Linked DNA regions of Homo sapiens: region 1 is linked to region 2. A link is a loop called in an ENCODE intact Hi-C map of the cell type or tissue named here. Cell type or tissue: heart left ventricle. All regions are shown on one strand. Each heading gives the region's core, and the rest is flanking DNA. Links, peaks and the distances in the headings are about the cores only. Region 1 has its middle 50 kb from the start of LINC01753. Region 2 has its middle 150 kb from the start of MIR4422.

The links. A loop is a pair of places that touch in the nucleus more often than their neighbours do. Peaks named below come from ENCODE experiments on the same cell type or tissue, not always from the same donor. Only the 100,000 strongest peaks of a DNase experiment are listed, where the experiment ranks them.
Region 1: a loop joins it to region 2, with 5 times the contacts of the local background. A loop is called at or near these places in 15 of 110 quality-filtered maps.

The regions. Positions count from the first base shown.
Region 1 is chr1:55,889,708-55,900,534 of GRCh38, forward strand. No RefSeq gene overlaps it. Among named protein-coding and RNA genes, the nearest start is that of LINC01753, 50 kb to the right of the region's middle. In heart left ventricle, for the core only: a CTCF peak has its summit at 3,670 (motif pointing left); no DNase peak of the experiment used is centred there.
Region 2 is chr1:55,371,076-55,379,982 of GRCh38, forward strand. It overlaps the pseudogene MTCO2P34 and the pseudogene RN7SKP291. Among named protein-coding and RNA genes, the nearest start is that of MIR4422, 150 kb to the left of the region's middle. In heart left ventricle, for the core only: CTCF peaks have their summits at 4,764 (motif pointing right), 4,966 and 7,613; no DNase peak of the experiment used is centred there.

The DNA.
Region 1 (10,827 bases), core at 1-8,000, 520 kb after region 2:
CCTAATTAAATTGGAAGCAGTCCACATTCAGGGACTGGATCTTCCCAACAAAAAATGATACACACAAACATATATGTATACACATACATATAAAAGCTAAGTACATCTCAAATTTAGGATTGGTTCCAAAATTCAAACTTTTGTATTAAAATAAAATTTCTTTATAATAATATTTCTTTTTTTTTTCTTTTTTTTTTTTTTTTTTTTGAGACAGAGATTCGCTCTGTCTCCCAGGCTGGAGTGCAATGGCACGATCTTGGCTCACTGCAACCTCTGGCTCCTGGGTTCAAGCAATTCTCTGCCTCAGCCTCCTGAGTAGCTGGGATTATAGGTGCCCACCACCACATCTGGCTAATTTTTGTATTTTTAGTAGAGATGGGGTTTCACCATCTTTGCCAGGCTGGTCTTGAACTCCTGACCTAGTGATCCACCCGCCTCAGCCTCCCAAAGTGTTGGGATTACAGGCGTGAGCCACCGAGGCCTGGCCAATATTTCCTTTTTTAAAAAAAACTTTTGTTTTAGGTTCAGGGGTACATGTGCACATTTATTATAAAGATAAACTCATGTCATGCAGTTTGGAGTACAGATTATTTCATCACCCAGGTACTAAGCAGAGTACTCAATAGGTAGTTTTCCTGATCCTCTCCCTCCATTCACAGTCCTCCCTCAAGTAGGGCCCAGAGCCTATTGTTCCCCTCTTTGTGCCCATTGGTTCTCATTATGTAACTCATACTAATAAGTGAGAACATGCAGTATTTGGTTTTCTGTTCCTGTGTTAGTTTGCTAAGGATAATGTTTTCCAGCTCCATCTATGTTCCTACAAAGGACATGAGCTCATTCATTTTATGGCTGCATAGTATTCCTTGGTATATATGTACCATATTTTCTTTATCTAGTCTACCACTGATGGGCATTTAGGTTGATTTCATGTCTTTGCTATTGTGAATAGGGCTGCAATGAATGTATGTGTGTGTATGTGTCTTTATGGCAGAACAACTTATATTCCTTTGGTGTATACCCAGTAACAGGATTGCTGGGTTAAATTGTCATGCTGTTTTTAGTTCTTTGAGGAATCATCACACTGCTTTCCACAATGGTTGAACTGATTTACACTCCCATCAGCAGTGTATAAGTGTTCCCTTTTCTCCACAACCTCAACAGTATCTATTATATTTTACTTTTTAATAATACCATTCTAACTGGTGTGAAAATGGTATCTCATTGTGCTTTTCCCATTTGGGAAGTCTTTTATTTCTTGCCTTAGTGCTCTGACCAGGACTTCCAATACTGTGAATAGGAATGGTAAGAGAGGATTTCCTTGTCATGTGCTAATTTTCAAGTGGAATGCTTCTAGCTTTTGGCCATTCAGTATGATGTTGGCTGTGGGTTTGTCATAGATGGCTCATATTATTTTGAAGTATGTTCCTTCATTGCCAAGTTTATTGACGGTTTTTAACATAAATGAATGTTGTATTTTATCAAAAGTCCTTTTCTGCATCTATTGAGATAATCGCTTGGTTTTTGTCTTTAGTTTTTTTTATGTGATGAATCACATTTATTGATTTGCATGTCTTGAATGAACCTTGCATCCCAGGCATAAAGCCTACTTGATTATTGTGGATTAGCTTTTTGATGTGGTGCTGGATTCAGTTTGCTAGTATTTTGTTGAGGATTTTCACATCTATGTTCATCAAGAATATTGGACTGCAATTTTCTTTTTTTGTTGTGTCTCTGCCAGGTTTTGGTCTCAGGATGATGCTGGCCTCATAGGATGAGTTTGGGAGGAGTCCCTCCTCCTCAGTCCCTCCTCCAAAACTATTTTTGGAATAGTTTCAGTAGGAATGGTACTAGCTCTTCTTTGTACATCCAGTAGAATTTGGCTGTGAATCTGTCTGGTCCTAAGCTTTCTTTATGTGGGCAGGCTATTTATTACTAATTCAATTTCAGAGTCAATTATTGGTCTCAATTTCTTCATGATTCAGTCTTGGGAGGGTGTATGTGTTCAGGGATTTATCCATTTCTTTTAGACTTTCTAGTTTGTGTTCACAGAGGTGTTCATAGTAGACTCCGGTGGTTATTGTATTTCTGTGGGGTCAGTGGTAATGTTCCCATTGTCATTTCTAATTGTGATTATTTGGATCTTTTCTTCTTTATTAGTCTAGCTAGTGGTCTATCTATCTTATTAATTTTTTTTAAAGAACAAGCTCCTGGTTTTGTTGATCTTTTGTATGTTTTATTTCATGTCTCAATCTCCTTTAGTTCAGCTCTAATTTTGGTTATTTTTTGTCTTCTGCTTGCTATGGTGTTGACTTGCTCTTGCTTGTCTTGTTCTTGTAGTTGTAATTTTATGTTGTTGATTTCAGATCTTTCTAACTTTTTGATGTGGACATTTAGTGCTATAAATTTTCCTTTTAGCAGTGCTGTAGCTGTGTCCCAAAGATTCTGGTATGTTGTATCTTTGTTCTCATTAGTTTCAAATAACTTCTTGATTTCTGCCTTAATTTCATTATTTCCCCAAGAGTCACTCAGGAGTGGGTTGTTTAATTTTCATGTAATTGCATGGTTTTGAGCAATTTTCTTCAGTTAAATTCTATTTTTATTGCTCTGGGATTCAAGAGTGTGGTTGGTATAGTTTTGATTTTTTTTGAATTTGCTGAAGATTGTTTCATGTATCATTGTGTGGTTGATTTTAGAGTATGTGCCATGTGGTGTTGAGAAGAGTGCATTCTGTTGTTTTGGGATAGAGAGTTCTGTAGATGTCTATTAGGTACATTTGGTCAAGTGTTGAGTTCAGGTCCTAAATATCTTTGTTAATTTTCTGCCTTGATGATTTCTCTAATACTTTTCAGTGGGGTGTTGAAATCTCCCACTCTCATTGTGTAGGATTCTAAGTCTCTTCATAGGTCTCTAAGAATTTGCTTTATGGGTCTGGGTGCTCCTGTGTTGGATGTATATATTTAGGATAGTTAGGCCTTCTTATTGAATTGAACCCTTTACCATCATGTAATGCCCTTCTCTGTCTTTTTTTTTATCTTTGTTGGTTTAAAGTATGTTTTGTCTGATTGCAACCCCTGCATTTTCTGATTTCCTTTTGATTGGTAGATTTTTCTCCATTCCTTTATTTCCATTTATTCCCATTGCATGTAATGACACCCATAGGTTCAATAAAGGCTCTTGAAGACAGCATACCATTGGGTCTTGCTTCTTTATCCAGATTTTCATATATGCCTTTAATTGGGGCATTTAGCCCATTTACATTCAAGGTTAGTGTTAATATGTGTGGATCTGATCCTGTCATCTTGTTGTTAGTTGTTATGCAAACTTGCTTGTGTGGTTGCTTTACAGTGTCACTGATCTGTGTACTTAAGTGTGTTTTTGTATTGGTTGGCAATGGTCTTTCTTTTCCATATTGCAGGAGCTCTTGTAAGGCAGGTCTTGTGGTAACAAAATCTCTCAGCATTTGCTTGTCTGAAAAGGATCTTATTTCTCTTTCATTTATGAGGCTTAGTTTGGCTGGATATTAAATTCTTGGTTGGAAATTTTTTTCTTGAAGAATATTGAGACTATGCCCTCAATCTCTTCTTAAGCACAGTGGTCAGTAGGTAGGCTATGTGACTCAGCAAGAGCCTACATAGGGAACATTATGCTTAAACGCCACCTACTGGATAATGCTCCAAAAAGTCGACATTAAAAATACTTTGTTGGCCAGGTTCATTAGTTCATGCCTGTAATCCAAGCACTTTGGGAGACCAAGGCATGTGGATCACTGGCACTCAGGAGTTTGAGACCAGATATATAGATATATAGATATGGAAACCCATCTCTACAAAAAAATACAAAATTTAACTGGGTGTGTTGATAGTTGGCCTGTAGTCCCAGCTACTCAAGAGGCTGAGGTGGGAGAATGGCTTTAGCCCAGGAGTTCAAGGCTGCAGTGAGCCATGATCATGCCATCATGCCACTGCACTCCAGCTTGGGTGATGGAGTTGCCCCTCCAGCCCCCACTCCCCCAAAAAATGCTTTGATAACATACCCTCCATGAAACCAAATGCTAAAAAAAAAAAAACCAGCAAAATCAGCTACAAATAAAGACCCTGCACAAAGCCTCAGCCCTCTGGAAATATCCAGAAAAGAATTCTACTGAGTATTGTCACTTAGACGCCATTACTAAGGGTCCTGCTGACTTAGTTTACTGGATTGAGAAAAGTCACTTTTGAAAATCAACTGCATCTCAACAGCAGAGTCCATTAACACCTGGACTTGAGTCACCACAACTACCACAGCCAGATATTTTCCTATAATAATATTCCTACATGTTTAATGCAAACATAACAAGAAAAAAAACTTTCATAGTTATCTTTTATTGTTTAGCCCTGAGTTTTATTGAGAAGAAGGGATTCTTCTAGGGTCAACTCAACAAGACAGAAACTCATCACACTTGCATTTGTTTAATATAGCTTCTCATTTACCTTCAAGTTCCCTAAAGTCCATATCTATTTTGTTTACCTCTTTATCATCCTGCCTAGCAAACAAGCATAGTGTTTGGCAGTGTTTAATCATTAATTAATTCACTTATAATTCCATAAATAATGGATGAGTAAGTGATAGTTGCATAGATATATTTCATCAAACAAATTTAATTATTAGTCATCCATTGACAACTGTATCTTTTCTCTTTGTCAGACACAAATAGATTTTATCTCTTTAGTCCTTTAAGAGGAAGAAATCCAAAAGGATATACAACCTTTTAGTCAAAACCAAAAGAGAAAAATATATCATATGTGAGCAATTGGGAATCCTGCCTACCTCAAAACTTTGCTTGCCTTTAGTAAGACAGACCCGTATCTACTTCCTTTGCCCCATCTACCTGCCTCCTATATCACACATCTCTATCTAGTTCACAACAACACCTAATGCTAGCCTTAACATAGCAGCAGAAACAAAGAATGACCTTTTCCAAACTTCTTAGGTTGGACACAGCCCATATAGAGTCTTTTGTGAATTGGTCTCAGCCTCTAGAGGCACTGAGTCATTGTTTCCTTTTTGGGCAACTTCTAAATCATGAGCCTTGTATTTTTGGAAAACTTATCTTCTCATTCGATCCCCCCAGTGGTCCTATGAGGTAAGAGATCAGATGTTATGCATGGAAAGATCAGTGAACCAGGAAATCAGAAGACAAGGATTTTCATTTTTTTCTACTATTTATTAGTTGTGTGATTTTAGGCAACTCTCATGGCATTTATTAAAAATGGGTTTATTATATTCAACACTCAACTAATATTTAATGAATGTACTTAATGAGCATGGTTTTAGACACTGGCAGTATGGTTGGATATAAGGCAGGTAAAGTCTCTTTTTTTCACAAAGCTTTCCTTCTAGTGGCATATAGATGAATGAAAAGGCAAAGAGTAGTTAAGTAAATTTTGGTTATTAATAAATTTCTATTGAGAAACAAATTTTCAAGTGATGTAGTAAAAACAGTGACCAAGGAAGCTGTTTGATTGGGAGGTGAGAGAAAGCCCCATTACTGAAGAGGTAGAATGCTTCCATATCTGAAACACAAGCAGGAGTCAACCATGTGAAGATGCAGGTAAAGAGATTTCCAGCGGAGGGAACAGATATTTGGAGCAGGTCACAAAGTTCTAAGATGGCACAAGCTTGACTTTCCCTGAAAAGCTCTTATCATTGGTGGTTTCCATTTTACAGATCTTCCTAAAGCCTAGAACAGTGAAGCAACTTGCTCAAGGATAAATGCTGAGTGATTGGAAGAGCATGGGTTCACACACATAACTTCTGATTTTTAAAAAAGATATTCTTCACCACTTAAATTCTAGGTACCTCAATTCAGGCCCTCATGACCCCACCCTGGATTATTTCAGTTGATTTGTAATGAGTCACTCCATATCCATGTCCACCTTCTTCCCCTTCCTCAATCCAGTCCCACTTCATCTTCCATATAGCAGATGGTCAAAGTTATGTTTCTGATACACAAGCCTAATCATGCCCCTTTTTTGCTTTATACACCTCCTGTAACTGTCAGCAGACAAAAATATGAAGTCCAAGCTCTCCAATCCATTATTCAATCAATTCCTAACATTTTCAAGCCTTATTCCTTATCACCATTTTACCTCACATCCTCCCTTAGCCTCAGTAAATGAAATGCCATACCATGTTATGCCTCAATTTCTCTAAACATACTGTTCTTTGTTGCTAAACTCCAATCATCTTGCAATTGCTCACTCAAAGTTACTGTGTAAAATGCATTACTCTCTTATCTATATCAGTATGACACTTTTGCTCAATTATAGTAGTTTCCATATCTATTTCGGTGGTATATTTACTTACCTGGCTAGACTGTGAGATACTAAAGGGCAAAAAACACATTGTATACATATATTTTTGTATTACGAATGCTCAGCTTGGTAGCTGACATCTAGTAGATGCTTGAAATTACTTGTGGATCAAAGGTATAAAAAAAAGAATGAATGAAATTAAAATGATGGTCAAAATTTGTCGAGGTTTTTTTTTCATTAATTCAAAGATAACTTTATTTTTTAAACATTGTACTTTTTATTATTACAATTTCAAAAATAGAGTCAATCGAAAAAATCACATAAATGCCTATGTATTAATTATCTTATTTTCTGGATTCTAGAAAATTCTTTCATTTTCATTTCATTATTGCATCAGCATTTTCTTATTCACGAAAAAATAAAAATATACAGTTGAAGTCCTGTTATCCCTCTTTATTTCTGAATTTTGTATTATTCCCATGCTTTCATACAAATACTATATAAGGATACATTCATAAAAACGTATAGCCTTTTTTGTATGCTTTCAAATTTTACATAAATGGTATTGTACTGCACATATTTGGTCAATCGCTTTTATCCTTTAACATTGTTTTTAAAATTTGTCCTGTTAAAATATGTAACTTTAGGCAACGATTTTTAACTACAGAATACCATTTAATTAGAAGAATACGCCATAATTTATTTTCCATTTCCTTTTTAATGGGCATTTAGGTTGCTTCCTATTTTACTTTTTAAACAATAATGCAATAAACTTTCTTGTACATGATTTCTTGTTCATGTGTGCACGTTGCTGAGTCAAAGAACATGTTCATCTTCAACTCGATATGACCAAGTAATACTCTTAAATAAATAGACCAACTGACATTACAATCAGAAGTATGTGAACATTTGATTGCTCATATGTTCGTTTATATTTAGACTTATTAAATTTTTAAAAACTCAACTAAATTTTTAAAAATCAATTTTTACTTGAAGTAAAATTTATAACAAAATGAACTTATTTCAGGGAAACAATTTGGTGAGTTTTGACAAATGTATCCACTTCTATGAACAACACCATCACAATCCAAATTTGGAGCAATTTTATCGCCCCCACCCCTGCAAATTTTCTATGAACTTTTCACATCAATGCTCCCTCTCAGTCCTCGCTCCAGGAAACCATTCATTTGATTTCTGTCACTATATGTTAGTTTTGACTTCTCTAGAATTTCATTTGAATGAAATCATACAGCTTGCACCCATGATGTCTAACTTCTTTCACTTAGCACAATGTAGTTTCTTTTATTGAATTATTTTTGTCTGGTTTCTCCATAAGGGTAATATTAGCCCCATACAATGAACTGAGAAGTGTTTAATTCTTCTTTATTTTCTGAAAAATTTTATATGGGATCAGTATTATTTTTTTCCTTGAATATTTGATAGAGTTTATCAGAGAAGCCATTTGGGCATCAAGATTCTTTGTGGATAGATTATTAACTATAAATGTATATTATTTAATAGATTTCAAGATATCCAGATTTTCTATTCATTCTTAGTCCATTTTGGTAATTTGTGTTTTTCAAGGAATTTGGCCATTTCATCAAAGTTGTTTAATTTATTAGATTGTTTCTAATATTCCCTTTTTGTCCTTTTTCATGTCTGTAGGATCTATAGTGTTGTCCCCTTTTTCATGCCTAATATTGACTATTTGTGTCTTCCTTCTTTTTTTCTTGATCACTGTAGCTAGAGGCTTATCAATTTTATTGACCATCTAAAACAAACAGCTTTAGGTTTTATTAATTTTATCTATTCTTTATTTTCCATTCTATTGATTTCTACTTTTTTTTCTTTCTACTTACTCAGGATTTATTTGCTTTTTGTTTTAGCTTCATAAGATGGAAACTCAGATGATTAATTTTAGATTTTTGGTGATGTAGTATTTAAATTAAAAGTTTCACTCTAAGCACGTTAGGGGACAATTCTCCCAAGATCTCTAACATCTCTGTATTTCTTGCAAATGGCATTGATGGCTTTTTTTTTTTTGAAACTGTCTTTTCAAGTATGTTTATCTAATAGTCTTACAAGATAGAGGAAGCATCTTCCTCCAAAGCAAAGGGTGGCTTTGTTTACAGCCTTAAAAGTTAGGGATAATGTCTGCTTCTGAAGCAAAGGACAGATGTGCTTGCTGATCATTATAAAAGATGCAAGTTCTCTAGGCCAGGGCTTCTCTTTTGTACTTCACCCCACTATGTGTAAGTGTGTCACTAAATTCTTACTTGTATCACATTATGAGGATTGGTAGTCAGGGAACTGGAACAAGAAAAATGTTGATATTCTGTTTACTACTGTTTCTGTCCTTGATCTCTTACCCAAGAATCATGAGGCTTCTGTCAGTATCTACAAACCATAGCTGACTCACTTACTAGCTTTCGTAACAGGGTTAAATCTTAGACCTGTCACAGGGCTTTAGCTGGATCTCATAAAACTGATGCTTTTTAAAAGTTTATATGCAGTTCAAAGTATTTCTTAATTTCACTTTTGATTTTTTTTGTTCATGGGCTATTTTTAAATTGTATTATTTGATTTCCAAATATTTGGGGATTTATAAAGCCATCTTATGTTATTGGTGTCTAATTTAGTTCTTGAACCCAGAGAAAATATTCTGTATGATTTTAATCCTTTAAAATTTTTTTAAGAATTGTTAAACAGGCTGGCATATATTCTATCTTGGTGAATTTCTATGCACACCTGGAAAGAATGTATATTATGTTGTTGTTGGGTGCAGTATTCTATAAATGTAAATGAAGACAAATTCATTGAAAATGTTTTTCAAACCTTCTATATCCTTACTAGTTTTCTATTTATTGTTTTATCAATTGCGTCAAGAGAAGTTTTGAAGTTTTTGCTTATGTATTTCAAAGTTTTAAAATAAGGTGCATACACATTTAGGCGTTATGAATTATTAATGAATTAACCGCTTTATTGTTATGAAATTTCTCTATCCTCGGTAATATTTCTTGTTCTGAAGTCTTTGTTACTAATATAGGCACTGCAGCTTTCTTATGCTTAGTATTTTTATGGTATATCCTTTTCTGTCTTTTTACTTCCAATCTATCTCTGTGTTTGTAATTTTTTCTTTTTAGAGACAGGGTCTTTCTCTGTTGCCCAGGCTGGACAGGCTTACTGCTGGATCACTTTACAGATTTTGGACTGTTTAGCTTCCATAATTCAAATGAGCCAATGTCTTAAAATAAATCACTTTACACACACACACACACGCACGCACACACACACACACACACACACACCCTATTGGTTCTATTTCTCCAGAGAACCCTAATACATATTTTATCTCCATCATTGGAATATTAGCCATCCAGCTTCATCTTATTTATTTTTGTGGTTGCTATAAGGTTTTCAAAATGAGTCTTCATCTCATCATTAGCCTAACTTTATATAATACTATACCACTCCACAATTAATGTACGCTCCTTAAAACTGCATACTTCTCTTATGTTGCTCCTGTGCTTTTCCATCGTTGTCATATACTTTATTTATATATACTTTATGAATTCCAAAATACATTATGTGTTCTCTAAATTTTCATAAGAAAATATTTTCTATATAAAAATATATTTACCATCTCTGTTGCCTTTTCTTTATTTTTGCAGATCCAAGTTTCCATCTGATATTATTTTCCCTGTACCTGAACAACTTTCTTTAACATTTCTTGTCATTGAAGTATGCTGGAAACACATTCTTTCAGCTTTTGCTTACCTGAAAAAAAATTTTTACCTTCACTTTTGATAGACATTTCTACTAGTTACAGAATTCTGTGTTGATAGATTTTTTTTCTTTCAGTCCTACCATGGTATACTATGCAGCCATAGAAAAGGATGAGTTCATGTCTTTTGCAGGGACATGGATGAAGCTGGAAACCATAATTCTCAGCAAACTAACACAAGAACAGAAAACCAAACACCACATGTTTTCACTCATAAGTGAGAGCTGAACAATGAGCACACATGGACATAGGGAGGGGAACATCACACAGTGGGGCCTGTTGGAGGCTGGAGGGCTAGGGGAGGGATAGTATTAGGTGGAATACCTAATGTGGATCACGGGTTGGTGGGTGCAGCAAACCACCATGACACATGTATACCTATGTAACAAAACTGCACATTCTGCACATGTACCCCAGAACTTAAAGTATAATAAAAAATTATTATTATTCTTTAATTATACTATTTTATTGTGTTCTAGTTTGCATAGCTTCTTACAGTAAGTCACTCATTTTTAGCAATTTGATGATAGTATGCCTTTGTGTATGTGTACATGCATGTTTATTCTTATCCTTTTGAAATTCTTTAATTTTCTTGAGTTTCTAGTTTTCATCCAATTTGCAAAAATTATGGTAATTATTTTTTAAATTTCGTTTTCTGTCTTGAGGTCCTTTCATTCATTTTGAGTTCCCAACTGCAACTTATTTGGACCACTTGATATTTCTCCACACGTTACCGAGGCTGTGTTTATT
Region 2 (8,907 bases), core at 908-8,907:
TTAATATATGGTTGCCCCCAAAGCTGGTGCTATCTTAGGTTGTACTAAAAGAAGTATAGTGCCTGAATTAGAGGAGAGGAACATTCTCCTCAGGTCAGAGCACCTCTGAATCAAGGATTCAGCTCTGAGGCCATGAAGCATGAGGGAGCCAGATGAATGAGTATGCATTAGAGAAGAATCTTCCATGGAACTGGTCTTGTTGACAAGGAAAGTGGAAGTAAAACGGACCTTTCTTTATTCCTTTAATGCCAACACAGGAAGCTTTCTTCAGAGTCCCCCTCAAGACTATGTTCTGAGGGCGCGGTGGCTCACACCTGTAATCCCAGCACATTGGGAGGCTGAGGCAGATGGATCCCTTGAGCTCAGGAGTTTGAGACCAGCCTGGGCAACATGGCAAAACCCCCTCTCTACAAAAAATACAAAAATTAGTCAGGTGTGGTGGCATGCATCTATAATCCCAGCTACTTGGGAGGCTGAGGTGGGAGGATGGCTTGAGCCCAGGAGGTGGAGGTTGCAGTGAGCAAAATTACACCACTGCACTGTAGCCTGGGCGACAGAGCCAGACCCTGTCTCAAAAACAAACAAACAAACAAACAAAAAACTGTGTTCTGACAGAGCACATGAAATCTCACACTGAGATTCTGAGCAGCATCAAGGCTATACAGGAATACAGCTAAGGGGCTGGGGTACTAAGTGGAGAGGGTCTGAATCCTGACTCATGATGCAGAGCTTTGCATGAGCTATTGTTCAATTTTTGGCAGCAGGTCTTTTAGCTGGACAATAGGTTGATCAAGGCATAGCAAATGACAAGTAGGGGTGTGAACCCGTTTCTATCATTTGCTGGCCATGACCTTATGCAAATTCTTTTCCTTCTCTGTGCCTCTGTCTCCTCATTTGCCAAATGAAAGCATTGGATTAGAATCTGCAAAGGCCAATTAGTTTCATCATATCAACATGTCAATGACTTGGAATATTATATTGAGAAGCATGAGACTATATCTGGGCTCTACAGTAAAGAGCTTTGTGAGGGATTAACAATATTAGTCAGGACAGCAAGTGATATAGTTTGGATATTTGTCTCTGCCCAAATCCCATAGTGAATTGTAATCGCCAATGTTAGAGGTGGGGCCTGGTGGGAGGTTTTTGGATCATGGGGGTGGATCCCTTGTGGCTTGGCGCTGTCTTTCGTGATAGTGAGTTCTCATGAGATCTTGTCATATAAAAGTGTTTGGGCACACCTCTCCCCCGATCCCATTCTCTCTGTCTTGCTCCCGTTTTCGCCATGTGACAGTCCTGCTCCCCCTTTACCTTCCACCATGATTGTAAGTTTCCTAAGGCCTCCCTAGAAACTGAGCAGATGCCAGCAACATGTTTCGTGTAAAGCCTGCAGAACTGTGAGCCAATTAAACTTCTAAATGTTTCATGTTTCTGTGTTCCAAACGTTTTTGGTGTTGGATTTGTTGGATAGGTGAATTTTGAAATTTTTAGTTGAAGTAGAATGAAAAGTGATAGGATTATGGATATAATAGTAATAGATCATGTGGATGTGTCTAGTTGGGGCATTTCAGTGGAAGAATCATAACTTTCAGTCTCTAACTTAAAAGGTTAATGCTAGTTAGCTCTATAGTGATATTATAATATAGACGTTGCTCAATTTTCAAAGCATTTTAGAGGTACCAGTTCAAGAACAATGGGCATGAAGCTGTGATTAGATCTGCAGATTTCTGGGGATTGATTGTAGTAAAGACCTGGCCATGTAGATGTCAACGTTGCTTGGTTTAAAAGTCCTGGGATTGCATCTGGCTTTAGGCCTAATGATACACGGCTCATGAATATAGAACATCTTCTGATGCAATTGATGCGAATTGATATTTCTATGGGGAGGATTACTTGATTATCAACTTCAAGTAGCCACAGTTCTCCTGGTTTTAAGTCTGTTGTAGGAATTACGGACGAATCAAACTTTAGGTCTCCATAATCTGTGTATTCATAGCTGCAGTATCATTGGTGTCCTATAGTTTCGATGGTAAGGGAGGGGTTATAATTTCATCTATTATATATAATATACATAATGATGAAAGAGCAATTAAAATTAAGATAATGGCAGGTAAAATAGTTCATACCATTGTGTTTGTGTGAGTTTTAGTTGTTAATATCAGGGAGATAATGTAAAGTACTAATGAGCTCATTAAAAAAACAATTATTAGGGTGTGGTCATGAAAGTGAAGGAGTTCTGTGATAGGTGACATAGCATCTTGGAAGCCTAATTGAAATGGATATGCCCTGAAGATAGAAAGGGTTCTAACATGTAAATTAACTTTGGCAAAGTTATATGATTATTTTACTATAGTAACTCTTAACCGAGAAAGTCATCGTAGTTACGAAGTTGGCTTAAACCCAGTTTTGGGAGGTTCAATTCCTTCCTTTCTCTTCTAGGCTTTCACATAAACAGGTTCTTCAAATGTGAGATATGGTGGCAGGGAGCTGTAAAGTCATTCTAGGTTTGTAGTTGATAGTTCAACTACTGAAACATCTCGTTTTGAAGCAAAGGCTTCTCAGATTATGAAGATTATTAAGCTTGGCCTCCCAGCTAACTTTAGTAGACAAGTCCTGGAGTGGTTTCTGATTGGCTAGGTTTGGCTATGTTTGGCCTTGCCCATATCCAAGCCAATCACTGTGGCCAGGAGAGAATATTATGATTGGCTAGGTTTGGCTATGTTTGGCCTTGCCCATATCCAAGCCAATCACTGTGGCCAGGAGAGAATATTTTGATTGGCTAGACTCAGGTCACATGCCCTCAATCTTGTGGCTAAGCGGGTAGAAGACTGACTAACAGCCCCACTTAGATTTCATGGAATGGAGCAGTGCATTCTTTCTCTTAAAAGAAAACCAAGGAGTTACGCATGCTCAGCAGAAGGAGTTTGGGAAAGCCTTTTGGGAAGAAACAAACCTGTAGATACATACTAACTCCAGCTACATGAGTGGGTAGCAGGCAATTTGGCATCATACAGCTCACACTTTTATCATCACAGAATTAGATTCAGGCCCTGACAACCCTTAAATTCTATTCTTATGAGTAAAGAGCTCAGAACGAATGGCACTGCACTGAAATTCAAGAGGCCTGCAATTGTCCATTCATTTTGAGTAATATGAATCAAATGAATGGCAAGATTGGCTGTTATTCTTCTCTGCTCTTGGCCTCAGTTTACTCATGAAGGGGTTGATCTTGTCACCAGATGTTCTCTCAAAGTACACTTCCTCTCTGACATCCCCACCCACTCCAGTGCCCTAGAATTTCACCCCAACAGGCCCTGAGCCAAGCTTACGTAGCACCAGCAGGGCTCAGCACTGTCTACCTACCTGGGGAGGCTGTCTCTGAGCTGGCTTGTTGCCTTAGAACTGATAACTAGGGTGCTTGGGGTGAGCTCCTGAACCCCAGCCTGCTCCTATCCTTGCCATGTTGGCCCCATCTCTTGGTTGGGTAACAAACTTGTTTCTCTCCATCTTCACCAAAAGAACAATTAATCCCAAAGATTTGAACTGATAGCATGCTTTTATAACTCACTGAATCTGGTGTCAACGAGGCTCTGGCCCTTCTTCACGTAGCTTTAAGGGGAACCACTTGGAATGCCCACCCCAAAGAAGAAGCACATCCGCAAATAGTACAGAGAAAAGGAATCTTCTGGGCTTTAGTGCCATCCAGGCTGATTTCTTTGTTTCAAGCCCTGCTCTCTCCTTCATCCCATGTAAAAGCATTGTTTGATCAGATTTTTTTCACCATTGCAACCATTCCCCAGTTGCCATTGGCTTCTTTACTGAGCAACATCTGTGCCCTGGCCTCCTCATTCCTCTGAAGAATGCGCTTTTGATGGGTAAACAACAATTGTAGCTTGTTTTCTCTAGTCCCATGGGACTTGGGGTTATTCAAGTTTAGAGATACACAAAGACTTTATAAACACCGGGGATTTATAGCCACGATTGGCTGTGATTGCTTTGTTAGCTCATAGCACATGCTGGGTGTGAGGGCCTGATTCCGGGTTGGGCCAAGGAGCCTGAGCTGCGTCTGCCTCAGACACCTGTAGAAGATGAAGTTCAGCAGGAGAGAGGCAGTTACTCATCCTCCTGGCTCTGCGTCCAGTGACTTCACCGCCAGAAAATCAGCCCTAAGGCCCTTGCCTAGGAGCAGGGCAGGAGAGAAATCGATATTTCAGTCATTGCCGACACTGCCAGCAAAAACAGAAAGGGAAGCGAGGGACGTGGACATTTTCTGAGTACCTAACTTAGAATTTTGTTTCAATTTCACAATGTCCTAGTGAAGCCACTATTATCCCGCTTCTGTCTAAGAGAAGGAAACAGGCCCTATTGTGCAGGAGTGAGGCCCTTTTGTGGACACACATGTGGATTAGTGCTGAGCTCTGCCTATCTCTGGTCCTCTCCCAGTGCTGCACCTAGAACTCAGAGGGCAGGTGACAAGGCACTGGGCTGAAATGAAGAGGCCACGCAGTGTGTCCAGCGAGCCTGGCACTGCTGGCCCTGCTGGCCCTTAAACCCACTGCTCCAATTCTTGGATTCTGGTTATTAGCCCATAAACTGGAGCAATTAGGGATCCTGAGGATCTGGTGGGGTGGGAGAGCAGGGAGACAAAAGGCAAGGGGAGCTGGCAGGGGATGCGTGCCAGGATGCCCGGTGCCCCTCGCCCACTGTGGGAAAACAGGGCTCGTTTCTGGAGCAAACCCAGAGAGGCTTGCTCTTTCTTCTCCACACCAATAGGGGGCAGCAGAGAGCAGTAAGCATCTAGTCTTAGTTCCCCAGAAAAGCTCACTTTTGTTCCATTTCTTCAGTTTGTGATTTGGGCAAAGTCATTCACTTTTCTGGGCCTAAGTTTCTTCATCTAATTGGGGATAATAAACCCTTCACAAGGCTTTTGAGGCAATAATTAATCCCAAAGATTTGAACTGATAGCATGCTTTTATACACTGCACCTGGAGTTAGTGAAGCCCTGGTCCCTTCCTCATGTAGCTTTAAGGTGAACTACTCAGAAGGCCTACCCAAAAGAAGAAGCACATTTGCAAATAGTATAGGGAAAAGGAATCTTCTGGGCTTTAGTCCTGCCCAGGCAGTCTAGGCAGAGATCATGGATTTAAATCACTTTGTACATCAAATATAGGTCCTCTTAAATTTTAAAGCTTCTCAGGTCTGTTGTCTTGTACATAAATTTCCTTTAAATTCTTTCTAGAAGTAAGGAGACTAGGAAAAATCAAATACAAATAAAAATGAAGGCATGATTGTTGTAAAAATTTACCTGATAGTTGTTTTGAGAAAACAAATTTTTTTTAAAAAAAATCTTGGAATTATTAAAAACTTCTTGGAATCATAATTGGAAAGGGAGTGACATTCATTCACTTGAGAAATGCCTACTGATTGTCTCTACATGCAAAAACAGTTCAGACACAAAAAGCTCCTGCCCTCATTGAGCTTCCATTTAAGTGGGAGATGTAGGCCTTGATTGCTTGAATTTAAACATGTGTGCATGAGTGTACCATTAAGTTTGGAGATTCTAGCAGGGGAGTGCAGCTACTCATATATCCTTGACCAAAGCCTGGTCCTCCTCTGCCGGAGATGGTCGTTCTCTTTGACCGAGCACACAGCTTTGGGAGGGACTCACATGGAGCGGTGAGGGAGGAAGGGGACACCCGCCTAGCCAGCCAGGTCAACCAAGTCATCCCTGGCAATCAATGGGGTGACAGATGTCACAGCCAGATCACCCCCTCACATCTGAGTGTACCCTTAAATTATTTAATTTTTTAAGTGTTAATAAGAAAGACTGACCACCCCAAGAATGTAGATAGGGAGACCTAACCCAGAACTGGAGAGTCAAAGAAAGTGATGTTCAAGCTGAAATATGAAAGATGGAAGTGGAAGAGGAAAATATGAAAATATGAAAGAGGCAGTGGAAGAGGAAAAACTGTTCCAGGCAGTGGGCACAGCAGGTGCAGAGGCTCCAAGGAGGGACAGTAATAAGGAAGGGTGTGTCCTGAAATGCCAAGAGTACACCTCACCTAGACATAGACATTGAATAGTCATGACTTTTCTATCTAAATGTGGAAAAATGACCACAGAAATATTGGGTAGATTGAAAGTATAGAATTTTATTTTTAAATATTCATTGCAGATCAAAATTAATATCGTCAACTTTAGGATCATAAAGATGTATTTAGTGTAATTTTCTATGCTCATATGATAATATTTGGCATAAGGATAATGAGTTAGTGGAAACTGATTTTCAAGAAAAATTATTTAAGGACTATACTCTTAAAACGGAGTTTTCCTCTTGAATTTTCCATTCTGCCTCTCCTGACCGTGATCTCATCAGTGGCCCTGATTTGCTTTGTGACCTGGTCCCAGTGTATTTTTCTATATTTGTTTCTCACCACTCTCTCCTTTCACTCTCTCTGTTCTACACAATTAGGCCCCTGCGTGTTTTCCTCAGGCCCTCACCTCCCAGCTCCCATACCCACAGCCTGACCCTTCTCCTGGCTTACTTGTCTGTCTCTCTCTTACCTCCTGAATGCGATCCCAGCCATCCTGCAGGCCCATGAAAAACGCTACCTCCTCCTTCCTGGAACCTAGCATCGTATGCCCAAAGCACACTCCCTGTGGCCACTTATGACAAGGAGCACATGCCTGTCTCACATCAAGGTCATCTCTGTCTGTACCTGTCTCTCATTAGACTGTGAGTCCCTTCAGGGCACAAACCACATTAACTTTGTGCCCCCTTTCAAGACTTAGTACAGTGTGGCTCACACTGTCATGCATGTCACATCTAGTAGGTGCTTAATCCCAATTTATACCTCCCAGGCCAGCTGGGAGGGGCAAATGGGGGCAGCAAAAAGGGCAACTTGCAGGTGAGCAGGAACAGAGGCCCAGGCAAGGCATGGACTGGCATCGGAGAGTGCGTGGAGCCCCCTAAAGATGTCCAGGGATGTGGGGGAAGGCCTTTGACAAGTGGTTGGGAACCTGATAACAGGCAGGTAGAAGCCATCAAGTCAGCAGTGTAACCACTAATCGTACCTCAGGTGAGCCCACAATCGGTGAGACCCAGAGGATATTTGGGTTACATTTGTGTAATAAACTATGTATGCACAAAGAAAAGTTTGGAAAGTAAACATCAAGGCATTAACAATGACTGTCTCTGGGTGGATGGATGAATGTTTTTGATTTTCTTCCTTTTGGTTTCTCTATATTTTCTGATTTTCCTGAAAGGAACATGTGTTGCTCTTATAATAAGAAAAAAAACAATAAAAGTTGTTTTTAAAAAATCAAATTACAGCACACATTTTGCCTGGGGACACGCTTAGGAGAACAGGCATTTTAAACTAAGTGGTCGCCAAAGTACAAAATGTTACAGTTGATCCACACGGATGATTCTCTCCTCTCCCTCCCCATGGCCAGGAATTGGGCAAGCAGATCATATAGGAATTTACCTGTGAAAGTGGATAAGTCCCCTGTAGCGTGCTTGCACAGATGGCCATACCACGGATGCAGCAGTGATTAGCCATGTAAACTCACTTTCTGCAGTTTTACCAGCATCTACCTCTCCAGCTCCTTCCAGGAGGAGTCGCTGTTGCTCTCCTCTCCCTGGATCGGCCCCACTCATTTCCTGAGTCTTACCTGACCAGAATAGGGCATACACGGTGGGCAGGAGGCCAGTATATGTGGCATGGTCCCAGGGCTTGATGTGGAGCGGTAAGGCCAGGGTAGCCAAACGCTCAGGAAGTCTCTGTTTTTAACCATCAACTCCATCACATCATCTGTCATTCGTGGTTTGTCGTATTTATTTCTCCATTTCCTGTTGGAGCTCAAGCCCTACCTTGAATCCCAGTTCGTTTGGCAAGAGTCCTGACAGCCTGCCAAGCTCCTGAAACCCTGTTCATCCTGGAGCATCTTCCTGGTACCCTCTGACCACTGGGGACGGTCCTAAGCTAAATGACCACATCATCTGGGAGTTGGTGCTACCACCTGTTTGACTCAAGTGTCTCTTGCACCCAGATTCTGATGACTGTCCTTGAACCACTAGACTGTGATACTGACATACTGACACCCCAGCCAGACTGACATCCACTAGATTCTCATTTGATTTTGCCACACCACAGGGCAGGGCCTAGTGGAAAGGACACTCCTCGTCTTGGCCCAGAAAGTCTTATGTCACCTGCTTCCTGCTTGCCCCTGAGCTCAGCTGGCAGCACTTTCCCTCTTGTTTCCTGCACTCGAGGGACATTGGTCTTCTTTTTGTTTCTTGAACATGCTAAGCTTGTTTCTACCTCAAAGCCTTTGCACATTCATTTGCTGTTCCTTCTACCTGGAGTTCTCATTCTGTGGGTCTCTTCAGCTGGTGGTTCTTTTCCATCATTAGGTCTCAGTTCAAAATCACCTCCACTTAGAGTCTCTTCCCTGAAAGACTCTGTAACCCTCCCAATCCCCCTTTGCCCTCCTTCCTCACCAAGGCCTGTCAGTGGGCCTGGGAGCCTCCTGTCCTTCCTCTCCACCATCCACTACCAAGGATGCCCCTTCAGTCTCTTAACTAGGGGCTGACAACTTTGTCTGCTCAGATAGTAAATATTTTAGACTTTGTGAGACATATACTATCTCTCTTGCATATTTTCTTTTGTTTGTTTTACAACCCTTTAAACATATAAAAACCATTCTTAGCTTTCACTTCCACACAAAGACAGACCATGGGCAAGATTTGGAATCTAGGCCGCATTTGAACAACCTGGCTCTAGATCGGCTCACCTTATTTTATATGCTTCACAATGTATCACCACCTGGAGTTATCTTGTTCATTTATTAACTTGATATTGTTTGTCTCTCCCATGAAATGGCTGAGAAATGTATGTGTCTTGGATC